2 separate regions of the Homo sapiens genome follow, and region 2 is linked to region 1. Evidence: read pairs that join two places in POLR2A ChIA-PET (ENCODE). Cell type or tissue: Caco-2. All regions are shown on one strand. Each heading gives the region's core, and the rest is flanking DNA. Links, peaks and the distances in the headings are about the cores only. Region 1 has its middle 63 kb from the start of ATP12A. Region 2 has its middle 110 kb from the start of C1QTNF9B.

What was found. Peaks named below come from ENCODE experiments on the same cell type or tissue, not always from the same donor. Only the 100,000 strongest peaks of a DNase experiment are listed, where the experiment ranks them.
Region 2: POLR2A ChIA-PET joins it to region 1 with 17 read pairs; 1 of 35 experiments calls an interaction of 5 or more read pairs at or near these places.

What each region holds. Positions count from the first base shown.
Region 1 is chr13:24,615,156-24,619,545 of GRCh38, forward strand. No RefSeq gene overlaps it. Among named protein-coding and RNA genes, the nearest start is that of ATP12A, 63 kb to the right of the region's middle. In Caco-2, for the core only: no CTCF peak of the experiment used is centred there; a DNase peak (open chromatin) is centred at 2,756.
Region 2 is chr13:24,004,022-24,008,411 of GRCh38, forward strand. It overlaps a transcript of SPATA13 not described here. Among named protein-coding and RNA genes, the nearest start is that of C1QTNF9B, 110 kb to the left of the region's middle. In Caco-2, for the core only: no CTCF peak of the experiment used is centred there; DNase peaks (open chromatin) are centred at 1,990 and 4,120.

The DNA of each region.
Region 1 (4,390 bases), core at 312-4,311:
CAGAACCGAGTGCCAAACACTCCGGACAAACTAGAACAGAGGGAGGACCCCCAGGCCAGTGAGATGGTGCTCAGGCCAGAGCCCTTAGGGATACCTTCAAGGCGGGGCTGGGACTGACCTAGCCCTTGGGGTGTGGAATGTGGATGCGGGAGAGAGGCAGGAAGAGGGAGTTTTTCAGGTGTTTAGAATGAGAACAAGGCCAGAGAACAACATGCAAAGTATTGGCCACGCGAGCAAGGCCAGAGAACAACATGCAAAGTATTGGCCACGCGGAATTTGAGAGGCATCAGTTTAGGAAGAGGAACCCATGGGTGGAAGTGGAGTGGAGAGGGTGTCCTGGGCATTACCTGCTGCTCCAGGGGTTTGTCTGAGAGACAAAAACACCGCAGGAGTCCCAGCAGCTCTGCTAACCTCAAGGTGGCTTCTGCTCTTCAGCCTGCTAAAACCTTTTCAGAAATGTTCCTCACTAGACAGAGGTCAGTGACCCAGTCCCTTTTAGTAGCAGCAAGTCTCTGGGCCAAGATAGAAGGAAGTCACATCCTACTTAAAAAAAAAAAAAAAAAAAAGCCTGAGTATGCAGTTCCTGCTGCCTGGGGTCTCCAGGCAGCAATCTGTGCATTCACACTGCTGCTCTGTGGCCTCTGGGTTGACGCTGCTGACCCTGAGTGTCTAGAAGTCCCATCCCCACCACCAACAGATGCCAAAACACAGCCCAATATGTATCCATCTGTCCTCACTCACTGATGGACACACAGCGCAGGGTGGGCCAAGGCCCAGAAGGGAGGTGTGAGGGGAGGAGGCCCTGGTTCCCGGGGCAGCTTCTCATGCAGGGCTGGGGATGAGAGGCCTTGGGGCCCCCGGGACCCCTGGTAGTTATGCCTTTACTGGGGGCCTAGGCCTGTAGGTCTGTGGGGTCATTCTGGAAAGGGCCAACATGGGGCTTACTCGCTGGAGTAGGAGACACGCCCACCCAGGCCTGAGCCCAGGGCTGTCTCTCATGGTTCCCAAATCCACTATCTGCCCAGTCACACCTGGCAAACCCAGAGACCACTGTGCATGTCCCAGAAAGGGACCAAGGATGGGAAGCAGCTGGTCCAGGCTCCATAACTACTCACTGCCAAGCCCCCACTGGACCCCACGCCTCCTGGCTCATGGCTGGTGACATGACAGCAAGGCTTCCAGGTGCAAAGGCTCCCGGGGGAAGCTCGAGGGCTCCAAGACTGAGGCCCTTGCCCCAGGGGTACAGTGACCCTGAGAAGTTTAGAGCTGGAAGAGGGTTGTCGAGTCTCAAACTCCTTGTGCAGAACAGCCAGCATCTTGTTCAAATGCAGCCTTGATCCTGGGGGCCTGAGCATCTGCTCCACCAAGCCCAGGGGGTGCTCAGACTGTGGACCTCACTTTGATGCCCAGGTCATAGGCCTTGGTAAGAAAGGTGGATTTCATTTTAAGGTTAATGAATAGTGATTGGAGGGTTTCACCAAGAGAATAATTTGGTCTGGGGGTACACCAGTTTGGGGGAGCCGGGGGAAGGTCACAGATTCTGTTTGTTCCTGAGCTTGAGCCTCCTACTAGACACCCAAATCTGGTGAAAGGTGGGCAGCTGTATCAATGAACCCAGAGCTCAGGGTGATGTAGGAGGTAGACAGGAGAGAGCCTACAGGGAGCCCTTCGTCTCCGAATGTACCCAGTGCCAGCCTCGGGGACAGTGTCAGTCCACACAGCTGCCAGTTGCTCCCACTCCTTCTTAGTACAGATGTTCCTGGACTTACTTTCTTTTGGCTTTACAGTGGGCTTATTGTGATATTAAATGCATTTTTGAGCCTGTAATCCCAGCATTTTGGGAGACCGAGGCGGGCAGATCACCTGAGGTCAGGAGTTCAAGACCAGCCTGGCCAACAGGGTGAAACCACATCTCTACGAAAAATACAAAAATTAGCCAGGCGTGGTGGCGGGCACCTGTAATCCCAGCTACTTGGGAGGCTGAGGCAGGAGAATTCCTGGAACTCGGGAGGTGGAACTTGCAGTGAATCAAAATCGCACCACCGTACTCCAGCCTGGGCAACAGAGTGAGACTTCATCTCAAAAAAAAAAAAAAAAAAAAGAAAGAAAGAAAGAAAAGAAAACACATTTGAAGACATAGCAGCAGCCAACATATAAATACACTGGAGATAACTGAAAATTTAACTTTGGTTGTTAAGTTAATGTGTTCTTACTTAGACTTAAAAATAAATCTGTCCTCGTTAAGTTTAAAATATCCCGAGGCAGGAAATCAAGACATTTTTAAATTTCTGGCATTTTTAAATTTCTGGCAGTTGATCTATAGGAATCTGGATTTCTGTCAATCACGTACTGCCAAGTAACAAAGCGCCTCGGGATGCAGATGCACCTGCGTCTGGGAGGCTGCCTGGCTTCCATTTCACATGTTAGTATTTCCCAGAGGAGCCTGCTGCTCCCACTGACTCCTACATTATAGGTTAAAAGGTGGCTTATTGCCTGTTTCACACACTTCTAAAAGGATCATGCTGGCACTAATATTTCCCTACTGACAAGAACCTCTGGGAGCCTCTGTGCCTGAAGAGTAGGGGGCAGGGCCCTGCCTGCTCCTCACAGGGAAGCCCTGGCCTCCACATATCTGTGGGCCTATGACCCACCTTGTGTGGGCAGCGGCTCTGGGACAAATGCCTCAGCATTTCCGTGTTTGGGGCCCTCCCTACCCTGATCCTTCCTATTCTTCCCCAGCATGGAAGAATAGGACAGACAGCGGAATTCAGTAGAGCCTCGGGCCATTGCCCCACCGACATTCCTTCCTTCCAGTCTCTTGACACACACCGCATTTTAGTTCCCTGACAGTCAACCAGGACAGCAGCACCCACTTGCCAAGAACAGTGCAACCTCTGTGAACACCCTCCCCTATCACACACTGACAACCAAGGACGGCCCAGGCTCCATAAGGAAACCCTCCACCACCACACACCCAACACCAAGGATGGCCCAGCCCCCACAGGACACCCTTCACCACCACACACCCACCACCCAAGCCTCTAGAACTTCCCAAGCACATATGATGCAGGAGGAAGATGAGACAATAGATGCAAAGATGTCTCCACCATGGTTTTGATGATTGCTGGGCCTTCTCACCTAGGAAAGAGTCATACACTCATATCACTCCTGCAGAGGGCTTCAACCTGCCATAGAAAGGGACGTAATGGGACTGTGCTTTGAAGGACACTTATGCCCCAACCCGGACAGTGGTGAAATACACGAGGTGTTTCCATTACACACACAGGGAAGGCCAGGGCCTAATGAAAACTCCCCGCCAAGGAGAAGCTCTGTGGGGTCCCGGCTGCCTCTTTCATGACAAAGACAGCCTGAGAAGCACAGAGGGCTCACCACTGGCTCTGCCACTTCCTGGCTGAGGGGCCCTGACCAAGTCTTTGAAGTCTCTGCACCTCAGTTTCCGTGTTAGTACAACAAGCGTGATTCATGCACGTGCTTGGAGGGCTGCAGTTAGAATAAGAAATCCCACACAGGAAGCTCTGCTGTGTGGCTGGGATCCCGGAAGTAACAGGCTTGTTAGTTGATTATTTGCATTTTGAGGTAGTTCTGAGGTCACAGACAGTGAGGGATCCCACCCTTAATATGAAAGGTGTGGACAATACAGCCAGCAGCAGCAGCTGCAGAACGCCGCTGAGGTGACACCTGAGTCCTCTGTGAAGTCCCCTTTTCTCGCCAGGCGTGCGCAGAGGCCTGGGGGTGTCTGTAGTTTATCTGGGGCCTGAGGAAGCCTCATCCAGACACAGGCCTGGCCCCACACCCCAGCTCCACACATGTGAGCTGTTCCGCCAGAGAGCAGGAGGACTAGAACAAGGCCACCTCCGTTCTCCTGGGAGCTAAAAATGAAAAGAGGCACTGGGCAAAAGCACTTGTTTTTGTCGATAGCAACACTTGTGCACAATTTTGAATCAATAACAAACATGTTCACAGCCAAAAACATGCCGGAATGCATCAACCCTTCATTATCTATGTGTGGATTGCCTATTTTGTTAAGTAGCATGTGTTTTTAACTTTAAAATTATGTTCAAATTTTACTGTATAGTATTCTCTACCTAAACTTCTTTACACAGCATTAAAGTTTCATAACTTCAAAATGCCCACCATTCATATCTTAGTATGTTCTTTCGTTTCTCTTTAGCGACCAAAGGTAAATACTAAATCCCGTGGTCAGCATGAGCATATCTTGTGTTCTGATGTTCTGTTCTTCTTTTTTTTTTTTTTTCTTTACTTTTTGAGACAAAGTCTCACTCCGTTGCTCAGGCTGAAGTGAAGTTGCACAATCATAGCTTACTACAGCCTCTATCCCCTGCACTCAAGCAATCCTTCTGCCTCAGCT
Region 2 (4,390 bases), core at 214-4,213, 610 kb before region 1:
AGAAGTTGACTCTTGTCTCCTTGCATAGTTCCTGGTGGGCACTCCTGGGCTTTGGTCTGTCCTCAAGGTCGTTCAGGGACTTGGGTTCCTTCCTAGGGTAGCATGTCTCTGTCTTTGGTGAAACACGGCTTTAAAAAATCTCCAAAGCATCATGAACCCCGAGTTTGTAAATTTCATAAAGAAAGATGAATTATTAGAAGATGAAATTGAAAAGCAGATACACAATTTTGCTCTGCAGTCATCAGTCAATAAAGAGTCAGGAGTGAAATCCCGGTTCTTGTACCAACACCTATCTGCGCACTTTGAACAGATACCATTTACGGCAGTGTTGACAGTTAGTGTGGCAACTGTGCTTACTTATTGTTAGATTTCTCTCATCCAGGTTGGATGGACCACAGTATATTTGTTTATTTCCCGGCTCTCTAGTTCTCTAGGAAAACCAAGGGGTTTTCTTAGCTCTGTGGCCATCCAGGGGTGAGGGGCTCCTCACAGGGGCGCAGACGGGACTCAGGGAGGGTAGGGCTGCCCCCTTATGAAGGTGCTCCTTCCTTGGGAGTTCTCCTGGGTGTCCTGGAGCTGGCTGTGGGCAACAGACCCTGCCCCAGGAAGACGCAGGTGTGGTCAGCACAGTGCATCAATTAAATCAATTCCGAGACTGCTCCATACACACAGGGCTGAAAATTTACATTCCATACGATTTATCTTCCCAAATTATGTTCAGTCACAGTATCCGTGAAAGCTGTGGGAGAGTCTACAGTGACAGTAGGCTAATAATAGTAAGATGCAAAAGGATACTCAGCAAAATGCCAGCCACCTGAGACCCCCACATTAAACCACAAACCCTTCCCATTATCAAATTTGCAGTGAAAGCTTAAATTGCACATCTTGGCTTTAGCTGTCCTATTATCATCACAATCTATTTACTGTCTGTGAGAATAAATCAAATGAATTCATTGTGCACATCTGAAAATGAATCTACATTCCCTTTTACATGGCTACTTTTTCATGACATATAGGTTATCTTTGCCACATTGCTTTCCATTTTAAAAGAGCTAAGAGTTTCTCAAAGTAAGTACTTTTCTGAGAGTCCTTAATTTGGAAGAACTCTGCTTTCTCTGAGTCGCTAGGGGAGAAGTTAACAGATGCTGAAAGATGACATCAGCATTTAATTGCAAATCAGTTCTGTTTTCTGGTAGCCTGGCTATTGTGCTCACATTTGAAAACTGTTTTGATTCTTAAATTTTTACCGTGTTTGCTAAATCTGGATAGATTATGAAGTCACATTCCTAAAAGATACTTGTATGTTTAGAGGCGAGAATTGGAGATCTTCAATGAATTGGAGGGTTGCCTTGCTTCTTAGACCACAGAAGCAGCTCAGGAATATAGTGCTCACCTGGTGCCTAGCAGGGTAAGCCCAGGACAGGAGCTCATATTTAAGTACGAGAAATGGAGTGTATGCAGGGAGAAAATGGAAACTACAGTTTTAAGGATGCTTTGGGGAATATGGAATCCTTGGTGAAAAAGGGCCATTATACAGCTTTCTTCCCTGGTAAAGGGATGAACTCCTGAATTTTAGGTGTGGGGACAGGGGGTGGGAGAGGGATGGGGGAGATCTGAGTTCATAAAAGTGTCTTTCAAATAATGTGAAGAACAGCTGGTATGTGTCATGTAAAGGGTCAGAGAACACACGAGCTGTAGAGGGGCATTTTCTGAGGAATGCATGTGCTTTTAGATTTGCCACAACCCTGAAAGCTAGATCTGAGGCTCAGCAAGATGCAGCATGGGCATTTTTGTCAATGGAGGAGTGGATTCCTTTTTCTGCACACAGCAGCATAGCTGACATTTTTTTCCCTTCTTAATAAAGACATCCACCCCCTTGACCTTTAGAGCTGATCTTCTAAAAGACCGTACTGTTTCTTGCATAATCATCACCTGTTCTGCTACACAATTGCTCTGTTTGGACCCATGCTTCGGGATAGGAGACATCCCCTGAGAAGGCCAGGGTCAGACTGGCTGGGCTGCAAGCAGCCGGAGGTGCCTGCTGTGTTCCTGCAGTTTCCAGTGTGAGCTGCAGAGGAGAGACAGCCACTTTGTGAGTAACCACCATAATTCTATTATTAGGTGAGAGGTTAATAATTGACATGTTAAAGCATATCCGGGAGGGTATAGAGGGTAAGTCTAAATGTCAGTGTTCATTAGTGGTTTTTTGTATTACAAGTTTTCTTATTCCCAGTATTCATAAGATGTCACTCTTGAGTGTTCATGAGATCAACTAACTCATCAGCAGGTAAACACACAGGGCCTTCGTGGCACCTCAAGCATTTCATAACATGAGGTTCCTTGAGATTGCAAATGTGATAGAATAAAATCTGTACACAGTATAAATGAGCAACGGTGTCAGACAACGACAAGACAAACATGTTTCCAGCATGTCCCCATTTCATCTAATGTGATGTGCGAAAGAACTGAAAAAGGAACACAGCAAACTGGGAGGCTCAGGGCACGAGGTGCGGCAGAGGAGCGAATAGAGGCCAGGCCAGGCCGGCCCAAGTACTAATTCATCACAGTTGCAGGTGTGGTTGACTGGACCCTAACTCTGGGAGGTGCCGGCTGATTTGGTCACCACAGTTGTCTTAGGGGCCTGCACGGCTATGGTCCCATTTTAAGAGCTGGGGAGCTGAGTTGCAATGAGGCCAGCCTACACATGGTGGAGCTGGGAGAGCACCGGGACACGCAGCCCAAGCTCCTGGTGCCCTTGCATTCATGTGCCAGCTTCTGACAAGGGCTGCTGTTCTGGGATTTTACTCTAAGAGCGCAGGGAAGCCACGTCGATGGTGTAGGGGGAGAGGATGCCCCCGCTCGGCAATTAACACGAAGCCCCTCTCTGGAAGGAGGATGCTGTGGCATTGCCTGGGCTTTGTCACAGTTTTGTCATTCTGGGCCAGCCTCCCCCATCCTGTGCACCCCTCCTTCCTTCCGTGTGGAGCCCCCTTTCCTCTAGGATGCAGTCTGAAGGCCAGCTTGTGCACAAGGCCTCCCGTCCAGTGTCCCCTCAGCTGAGTGTGACCTTCCTGCTGGCCCTTAGCTGCCCTCTGGCACTGTAGTCACCTCTGTCAGTGCCTCTCCTGATTGCCAAGCATTGCAAGGGCCTGTGCCGGTTGCCTGGTGGCCCTGAGGCTCTGAGCCCTCTGCAGAGTTTAATACCCTTCTGCTGAGTGACATGTTTAGGGCCAGCCTCTGGTCAGAGGAAAGGCCAGGCTAGGCCACTGCTTGCATCTTTGAGGGGTGAGGCTTGCCTGTGGAGGGGACTGGGCTCAGTGAGTGGGTGTCATGTCTGTGGTCAGTAGCTGGCCCCTGGGGCGACTGACTGCTGGGTTCAAAATCCTGCTGCACCAGGGACAAGCTGGGTGATGTTTAAGTTGCAAGGCTTGGGGCTTTTTCTTTTTTCTTTAGAGGTGCAGTCTCCCTCTGTCAGCCCAGGCTGAAGTGTAGTGGTGCGAACTTGGCCCACTGCGACCTCTGCTTCCCAGGTTCAAGTAGTTCTCATGCCTCAGCCTCCTGAATAGCTGGGATTATAGGTGGCACCACCACACCTGGATAATTTTTTGTATTTTTAGTAGAGACAGCTTTTCTACTAAAAATGGCTATGGTGGCCAGGCTGGTCTTGAACTTCTGGTCTCAAGTGATCCATCCATCTTGGCCTCCCAAAGTGCTGGGATCACAGGTGTGAGCCACCAAGCCCAGCCAGGGTTTTTTCATTTTAAATTTAAGAGTAACAGTACTACTCAGCTCATGCATTCACTGTGAAGATTAAATGAAATATTACATATACTCAATGCATGGTGAGACTTAATAAACAGTATTTATTGTCATCATGATCTGGGTGCACATGCCACCCCAAGAAAGGACAGAAATTAGCTCTACCTCAAGCATAACCCAGAAGTCCTGGGGGGAAATGGAGGCAGGCGCGGCCCAAAGGCTGCTCTGCAGACCAGGCTGCAAAGTGTGTGAATGATTCCTGTCTGCAGCAGCCCCACTCATGGGAGCCGAACCACCCAGGTGTGTGTCCCTGTGAAGGTTAAGGAAGGAGGTTCAAGCTGGTGTGCTGAGGGAGAGCTTGTGACCACAGCCACACACTGTGTGCCCTCGGGTCATTTATTGCACAACACATAAAGAGATTTCAGTCACCTAAAGCTCTTGATGATCAGACCAGGTTATCTGTAAATTTCAGGAGAAAATGCACCTGAATTCACTCCTGAAGGTTGTGGGCTGAGGGGCTCTTCTTTCAGTTTTCCTTCATCTCAGAGAAAGAGAACACCTGCAAAGCCTTGACTCCTTGTCCAGCTGGAATGGCCAGGCCCTGTCCCTGGGGCTGGCTGATCTTGACGCT